Linked DNA regions of Homo sapiens: region 1 is linked to region 2. Evidence: chromatin loops called from intact Hi-C (ENCODE). Cell type or tissue: lower leg skin. All regions are shown on one strand. Links, peaks and the distances in the headings refer to the core of each region. The heading gives the core; the rest is flanking DNA. Region 1 overlaps PDXDC1 (pyridoxal dependent decarboxylase domain containing 1). Region 2 holds the start of NTAN1 (N-terminal asparagine amidase).

Evidence for each region. A loop is a pair of places that touch in the nucleus more often than their neighbours do. Peaks named below come from ENCODE experiments on the same cell type or tissue, not always from the same donor. Only the 100,000 strongest peaks of a DNase experiment are listed, where the experiment ranks them.
Region 1: it touches region 2 in a loop (26-fold over the local background); 10 of 110 quality-filtered maps call a loop at or near these places.

The regions. Positions count from the first base shown.
Region 1 is chr16:14,978,858-14,983,246 of GRCh38, forward strand. The region is part of intron 1 of PDXDC1 (pyridoxal dependent decarboxylase domain containing 1); the gene reads left to right. Among named protein-coding and RNA genes, the nearest start is that of PDXDC1, 6.0 kb to the left of the region's middle. In lower leg skin, for the core only: no CTCF peak of the experiment used is centred there; no DNase peak of the experiment used is centred there.
Region 2 is chr16:15,054,104-15,058,492 of GRCh38, forward strand. It overlaps NTAN1 (N-terminal asparagine amidase), which reads right to left and starts at 1,971. Exons shown (of 10, transcript NM_173474.4): 1 at 1,788-1,971. The coding sequence starts at 1,868. It also overlaps a transcript of PDXDC1 not described here. RefSeq lists a silencer at 1,342-1,526. In lower leg skin, for the core only: no CTCF peak of the experiment used is centred there; DNase peaks (open chromatin) are centred at 248, 1,448, 1,708, 2,078 and 1 weaker place; H3K4me3 peaks cover 914 bases.

The DNA of each region.
Region 1 (4,389 bases), core at 80-4,079, 75 kb before region 2:
CACTAGTGATATTTTGGGTCAGATAATTTGCTGTTATGGGGGCTGGCCTGTGCATGGCAGCATGCTTAGCAGTGTCCCAGACCTCTGCTCAGTAGATGCTAGTCGCACTCCCTACACCCAGTTGTAACAATAAGAAATGTCTCAAGATGGGGGCAGTTGTCCCCCAAGGGGTAGAGGGAATTGCCTGTCATTGAAAGTCCCTAATTTAGGGAATCTAGAGCTACAGTTCCGGTTTGGTCACCACTAGCCATATTTGGCAGTTTACATTGAGATTAAAATTAAACACAATTTAAAATTCATTTCCTCAGTCATGCTAGCCACATTTCAAGTGCTCAGCAGCCACATGTGGCTGATGTCTGCTACACTGGGCAGCACAGATGTGGAACATTTCCATCGCAAAGAAGGTTCCACTGGACAGTGCTAAGAGCTGGCAATTCGTGTTTTTTTTTTGAGATGGAGTCTCCCTCTGACGCCCAGGCTAGAGTGCAGTGGCACAGTCTCTGCTCACTGCAACCTCTGCTTTCCGGGTTCAAGCGATTCTCCTGCCTCAGCCTCTCAAGTAGCTGGGATTACAGGCACCCACCACCACACCTGGCTAATTTTTGTATTTTTAGTAGGGATGGGATTTCACCATATTGACCAGGCTGGTCTCAAGCTCCTGACCTCAAGTGATCCACCCGCCTCGGCCTCCCAAAGTGCTGGGGTTACAGGCATGAGCTACTGTGCCCAGCCAATTACTTGTTATATCTAATTCTCATCTCTGAAAGAGGCAACTTTGACCCTGTTTCTGACCTAAATCAGCACAACTCAGCCCATTTTTGGTTCTTGAACTCATCCTGAGCTAAGTGTTTCTTTCCTGCTATTTGGGACTGATTTTAGAAAATTCTTTGTCACCTTGCTGTTATGCTAGAGGTTTATAGCAGCATCAATGGAACATTCCTGATCATTACTTACTGATAAGGACTCCGAGAATTTCTATTCCTGCTCCTTCCTTAAAAAGCATGAGAAAAGAACCCCTGTTAGGCAAGGTTGAAATGACCAGTTTCCGTGTATGGCTTTGTAGATCCCACTCTTTTATATAGAATGAGAGGAGATGAGAGGCTGTAATTGTAGCTTTCATATAAAGCCAATTCCAATGTTACAATGTGAGGGTTTTGCATACAGATGCATGGTGGCTATGGCTGTAAATGATTATCTAATACTGGCTGTCAGGGAAAACTGATGGGACTCGGCCATAGTACAAAGTTCCTGATCCTAGATATTTATGGCTTTGTTCATTCTTGATTTATTCAATTTTGCAGGGGAAGTCAGTGGCAGAGCTATTGATGGTCCCATTTCCGTCTTTGCTCCACTATATCTAGGATTATATGAGTTATAGGTAGAAGTTGGTTGAGCTTGATTTCATCTGTTGTCACCTAAAGCAGAAACCTGTTTTGATTTATAATTTTTTTTTTTTGAGACGGAATCTTGCTCTGTCACCCAGGCTGGAGTGCAGTGGTGCGATCTCAGCTCTATGCGACCTCTGCCCCACTGCAACCTCTGCCCCCTGGGTTCAAGCAATTCTCCTGCCTCAGCTTCCCGAGTAGATGGGATTATTTTTGTGCCACGCCCGGCTAATTTTTGTTTTTTTTATTTTTTATTTTTTTGAGATGGAGTCTCGCCCTGTGGCCTAGGCTGGAGTGCAGTGGCACAGTCTCGGCTCACTGCAAGCTCCACCTCCCAGGTTCACGCCATTCTTCTGCCTCAGCTGGGACTACAGGCGCCCACCACCACACCCAGCTAATTTTTTGTATTTTTAGTAGAGATGTGGTTTCACCAAGTGTTAGCCAGGATGGTCTCGATCTCCTGACCTCCACCTCAGCCTCCCAAAGTTCTGGGATTACAGGCATGAGCCACCGCGCCTGGCCAATTTTTGTATTTTTAATAGAGACGGGGTTTCGCCATGTTGGCCAGGCTGGTCTCCAACTCCTGACCTCAAGTAATCTGCCCACCTTGGCCTCCCAAAGTGCTGGGATTACAGATGTAAGCCACTGCACCCGGCCTTGATTTATAATTTTTATTAATCGAAGGTGAGCTGTGGTCAAAGCCCAATGCTGAGTGCTGACAGAGACACAAGGTGAGTAAGATGTGGCCCCTGCAGGAGGTTGCGTTCTGGTAAGGGAGTATACTTTTTTTTGGACAAATCCTTGTATAGAAAGGGATAAAAAGCATAGGAATTAAGAAACAAATTGTGAGTGCAAGGAGCAAGTGACCAGGAAGGATTATGTGAAAGAGATTCTTTAGGCAGAATATTTAGCTCAGAATTATGCTTTTCTAGAGTTTAATTGTAAATATAATGCAAACCTTTACTTTACGAGTGTGCCTCATATTATTGCTGGTAGATAAAAATCAAGAAACAGGAAAAGCATTTCATCTTTACCTTTCCGATTTGATCGCTCCCTAACAATCCCTGAACAAGGTAAATCCTGAATGGTGATAATCATTCAACCTTCATCTCTGCTAAAAGCATTTCTTTTCCTCCCAGGCAAAAACAAACAGTGCCTGCTGTCTAGCACTAGTTAAACTAGTTAAACACTGCCTATAAAGCTTATCTTAAGGAAGAGTTATAACAGTATCTGCTTCTGTTTAGCAGTTTTCTTTTTGTTCCAGAATAAAGGTGTGATTCCAGGTAAACAGTAAAGTTTTTAGAAATAGAGCTTCCCTATTGTATGCTATTTTTCCATCAGTGTCATTATCTGGAAGTGTTTACTCGTGTTATAAGATCTGTGTGAACTGACACTGCAGTAGTGGTCTCTGGGAACACAGGTTTTTGGAACACGGAGTTGGATCTCTAGCATCTCCAACGTATATCTGAGTCAAGTGATTAGAGGCTTTTTCCCTCCTTCACATACTGCTCTCTGACTGAGATGTGATCTGTGCAGTTAACTTTGCTGCCTCCTTTCCACTGTTGGGTATTTTTGTCCTTTTCTTTTGTTTCTTTTTTTTTTTTGAGATGGAGTTTTGCTCTTGTTGCCCAGGCTGGACTGCAGTGGTGCGATCTTGGTTCACTGTAACCTCTGCCTCTGGGTTCAAGCAATTCTCCTGTCTTAGCCTCCTGAGTAGCTGGGATTACAGGCGCCCACCACCGCGCCCAGCTAATTTTTTGTATTTTTAGTAGAGACAGGGTTTCATCATGTTGGCCAGGCTGGTCTTGAACTCTGTACCTCAGGTGGGCCACTGCACCCGGCCTATTTTTGCCCTTTTCTTTCCTATTTTCTGCCTATCTTCTTGAGGAATTTGTAAGGTTAAATACTTATAGTTACACCTTATACAGTACTTGGCTAACCCTTTTCAACTAGGAAGATTATGATGCTTAATCTTAATGAGCCAGTAATTACAGTATGTCTTCATATTCTCACAGACACACTCAAGCGTAGAGACCATGATGGTTAAAAATAAGACTTTCAAATGACAATATCCAGTTCTTAGAAGATGAGAGGAGACGGCTGAGCATGGTGGCTCATGCCTGTACTCCCAGCACTTTGGGAGGCCGAGGTGGGTGGATCACCTGAGGTCAGGAGTTCGAGACCAGCCTGGCCCACGTGGTGAAACCCCATCTCTACTAAAAATACAAAAATTAGCCAGGTGTGGTGGCTCACGCCTGTAGTCCCAGCTACTCAGGAGATTGTGCCACTGCAACAGAGTGAGACTCCATCTCAAAAAAAAAAGAAGATGGGAGGAGACAAAAGTTCTGGTTCTTAAATACTGTACTGTTGAATCAGGCAAAAATACTTACAAATGTAGAAACTGAGACTCCAATAAGATAAACCAGGTTTACAAGTCACTGTATCAGCTTGGAGGATTCCTGTCCTCTTCTCTCATCCTTGGCCCATAAGGAACATTATGTTCTTGCTGTGGCTTCTCAGTGGTATGTATTATAATAGACGTGTGTGGTGTTTGGGGAACTTGTTTAACTAGTGCTAGACAGCAGGCACTGTTTGTTTTCGCCTGGGAGGAAAAGAAATGCTTTTTGCAGAGATGAAGGTTGAATGATGATCACTATTCAGGATTTACCTTGTTCAGAAAGCTGTGGGAGGCAAGAGTAGTTAAGTTAGGAACAGCTGTCTGGAGCTTTACCTCTTGCTTTTTATCTCAGCCGAAGGTAGGTAGTGATTTTTTTTATGTCTAATGCATATGGTATAAACTAGCATCTCATAACTCCAAGGTCTTCTAATATGAGCAGCTGGTTTCTCTTTAGTTAGCCCTAAGAGGCCTCTGAAATAAGTCCTAAAAGTCCCCCAAATAAGAACATTCCTCTCCTGAAAAAAAAACTTTGTTGAAACGAAAGTATTATATACTTCTAGCATTGATGAATGTTACAATTAATATACTTTTAAAAATAAATTTTAG
Region 2 (4,389 bases), core at 83-4,082:
CCCACTGGGCCCTTCCCCTCCTGCCCGCCGCGCCCCAGGCGGCTTGCCCAGCTGCGATGCCCTCACCCTTCTTCTCCTTTTCAAATCTCTCTCGTGCCTGCATCCTTCTTCACTTACACTGCCGCAAATCAAAGTGATCGCCCCCTTCCAAAGTTCCTGTAACACAAACTGGTCCCCAGTACACAGCCTTTCTAGGACATGTCTTCTTAAATAGGCCAAAACCTTCCTTCGAGAGAAGCAGCCCCGGTATGTCACCAAATCTCCCTCCACACTTAAGTGTGCAGCCCGGGACACCCATCTAACTTTCTATCACGGACATTTTCAAACAGACATAAAAGTAGAGCATCCCCTAAATTCTTCAGGCGGCTGAAATTATTTTTCCTTGGTGAGTCCTACTCTTGACTTCGCTAGCTAACAGGACAGTAACACAACGCAAGGATAAAGTGACACGCCACCACGCCTAGCTCGGTGCATGTTGGCTAACAGACGATGGTCGGTCCTGAAATGCAAGCTGAGAATCACACAGAGCTGTCTGCCTTCTCCCCGTCAGTAAGTCCTTGTCACCCTTCAGAACACGTTCAGGGGTCATTTTGTGACCTCATTTATGCAGCAAATCTTTACTGAGCGCCAATTCTATGCCAGGGACCGTCCTACACTCTGAGGATACAAAAGTGAGGACACTACTCTTATCTGCCTTCAGGAGGCTTACATTCTGGCGACAGACCAATAGAGAACAAACAAGCAAACAAAATAATCACAAACTGTACAGCTGTGACAGATGAAACCTCTAAATGCCTTCCCCAACCCAACACACTTGGTCAGGTTCCTGTGCTTCCCATCTCAGAGTGAAAGGGGACGCTTTTTCTTTATGGTACTTAACAGTTTATAGTATCTGAGCCTTCTTCATCAGAAACCATTCTCCCTTCTAGACTATAAACACTCCGAGGGCAGGGACAGTGATCAGTACGTTGCCCAACAGATATTAGGGGCTCGATATTTGACTCTCAAATCAAGGAACTGATTGATTCCCCTTTAACAGGATCTATGGCAAATAGGACGTCTGCCCCCGCCGCCACGCCCCGCTCTTTTTAAAACCTGAGAACCCCCTTGCCAACAGTCCCTGCATAAGCGTGGACAAGAGTTCAGAGATCTATTTGAGCACAAAAGCAGAAAAAACAAAAACAAAACCCGTGCATCAGGGCGTGGTCCTATGGCCCAGCTGCGGAAAGCAGGGCTCTCTCTCCCGGCTAAAAATAACTCGGCGCCCTACGCCCCGGGGGTAGGGGAGAGAGAGGAGGAAGGACTGGGGGTCCCCGCCAAGATCCCCCAGGCCAAACGCTCTCCGAAGCCCACCCTGGAATAACCTCCTGCTTCACGGGGACGCAAGGACGAAGCAACGTTCACCGCAGGCTGCGGGTCCCCGAAGGCGGGCGGCCGGATTTGCCTAAACGGACCCAGCCCTATGGGGGCTGCAGCCGCCCCGTCGGGGAATGGGGGTCCCGGCGTGTCCCCGAGCCGCAGTGCTGTGCGACCTTGGGCAAGTCACCTAACCTCTCTGGGCCCCCGTCCCCTCCCTTGTCAGAGAGTGGCCTCCGGGGCAGCCCGCTGAAGTCTAAAGAAGGCAAAAACTCCCCGACCCCTCAAGGGGAAGACGCGAGCCGACGGCCGGGGCTCCGGATGTGCCAACAGCGCCAAGTTTCAAGTCTGTGTCGCGTGAGGGGGGCGCTAGCCCGCCCTGCAGCTTCCCCTCGGGCCCGCCCCGAAGCCCCGCGCCGCGCCCCACTCACCTCCAAAGGCGGGTGGGCTCGGACGAGGTCCCCGGCTGACTGCGGCAGCCGCACTCGCCGCCCCTCGACGAGCAGCGGCATCGCGGAGGCGGCCGCCCAGGCAGGCCCAGGGAGGCGGCGGCCCCCCGCTTTGCAGCCCCGGGCCGCCCGCCGCCCCCGCCCCTCGGGCCGCGCGTCCCGCCTCGTCCTGCCCCGCCCCACCGCGGGCGCTGCCGGGAAGTGGAGTCCAGGCGGAGGCGGTGCCGGCCGAAGAGACTGGAGAAATCCAGGACATGGCCGCAAGGCCTCACGGGAAATGTAGTCCAAAGCCAGGAAGTGGCCCTGGAAGCAGCGCGCGGCCCGCCTCCTCCGCAAGGGGCGCTGGGAAGTGTAGTCCCAAAAGCGTGGGAGTGAAGGAGCGGGGAAAGGAGAGCTGCCAGGGAGCAGCTGCACCAGCCAAGAGAGCCTCCGGGCGAGTTCCTGGGGCGGGTTCTGGCTCCGACTGCTGCGCTTTAGGTCATTGCTCCACGCTTCCCAGGTGTGTGACCTTCCACAAGCTTGAGTTTGGGACCCTGCTGTGCAGCTCCGTAGGATTGCATTCAATGAGTAATAATAAACCTAATCAGGCGGGCACGGTGGCTCACGCCTGTAATCCCAGCACTTTGGGGGGCCGAGGCAGGAGGATCGCTTGAGGCCAGGAGTTCGAGACCAGCCTGGGCAACATAGTGAGACCCACCCTCCCCCATACCCTCGTCTCTGCCAAAAATTTAAAAATTAACTGGGCACGGTGGCATGCACCTGTGATCCCAGCCACTCTGTAGGCTGAGGCGGGAGGATCTCTTGACCCCAGGAGTGGGAGGCTGCAATGAGCTATGTTTGGGCACTGCAGAGGGACACTCTGTTTCTGAAAATAATAAAAATAAATGTAAACGGTCTTAAACTGAGAAAATAGATCCTGAACTGTGCTAGCCCCACGTACTAAAGAGATCATCGATTAACACGTCGTGATTGGAATGCAATAGGCCACTCACAGGTGGGCTGGGAACCGTGGGGGAAGGATTTGCGGATACTGACTGCAGAGCCCCTAATCTGAGGACAGGTCCCCAAGGTGAGAGGCGTCTCACCGTGGAGCTCTCTTCTAAAACTTGGAAATATTGCTCAAATTCATCCAACTCTGCAGCACATTAACAAAAAGTAATTTTACAAAAGATACAGAGGAGCCACATGATACAGCAGAAACTTTATTAGAATTTTATCATCTGTATTCATCGTCTTCTTTCATAAATCTCCCCCTCAGCTTACACACCCCGTTCAACAAAAATACCAGGAAATTTACTAAAGAAATGACTGTAGAAGATGGTGTTCCCATCGCCAGGTTACCCAACTTCTCACCCAAAATAACTCTATTTCTAGCTACCAGGAAATTATTTCTCTGTATTATTACACCTACATTTCTCATTTGTCCTTACAAATGTAGGAGCTACTATCAACACCTCATTTGTCATTTGTCCTCACAAATGTAGGAGCTACTATCAACACCTCCGTTATAACAGATACAGTAACTTGCTCAAAGTGGTAGAAATAAGTAGTAGAACGAAGACTGAACCTAGCTTTGCATGATTCCAAAGGCAGTGCTCTCCATCACTATAAGATGCTCCTAGACTGTACTGTAAACAACTCATTCTAATGCAGGTGACATTAAGTAAGTCCCAACTAGGAAGCTCGGAGCTAAAAACAGGGTTTGAAACCAGGGTGATCAATGACCAGCAGGCTGGCCTGGAGCAAGTTACTTAACTTCCCTGAACTGGTTTTGTAGAATAGCATGTTTGTTTCACCTGGTACATACTAAACACTAAAGATAGCTATTATTGGAATTGCAGAGCAAAGAGTAGTCAATCAAAGTGAGGCATTTGGAAGTGCAAAGGTGAAGAACAAGGTTCTGTGGGTTCTGCCTGGGGCTGGTGCAGTTTGCCTAACTGGTTTTTCACTTTTGGGTGATCTTTTTTCAAGTAATCTCAGGTTATCAATCTCCTAGGCTGAGTACTGTGTTAAAGGACTAAATGAGCCAGATAACAAGCAGGAAACCACTCCCCTACCTCTCTTCCCACCCAGCTCCACAAATTTTGGTCTACAGGCAATGAGGAAGCAATAGCAGGTGTGTGGCCAGCACTGCGGCTCATGCCTGTAACCCCAGCACTTTGAAAGGCCGAAGGAGGACTCACTTGAGCCCAGAAGTTCGAGACGAGCCTGGACAACACAGGGATCCCTGCTTCTCCAACAAATACAAAAATTAGCTGGGCATGGTGGCAGGCCTGTAGTCCCAGCTACTCGGGAGGATCAATCAAGCCCTAGAGGTCAAGGCTGCAATGAGGCACGACTGTGCCACTGCACTCCTGCCTGGGTGATTACAGCAAGACCGTCTCAAAAAAAAAAGAAAAAGAAAAAGAAAGCACTAATTACAATGTTGGAAAGCCTGTTTCTTTAAGATAGGAAACCAACCTGCCTCACAAGATGGCTGATGGCAAAGTTCAAAGAATATATACAGGGAAATATTTTTTAAATTACACTTTTTTGAGGCCAGACATGGTGGCTCACGCCTGTAATCCCAGCACTTTGGGAGGCC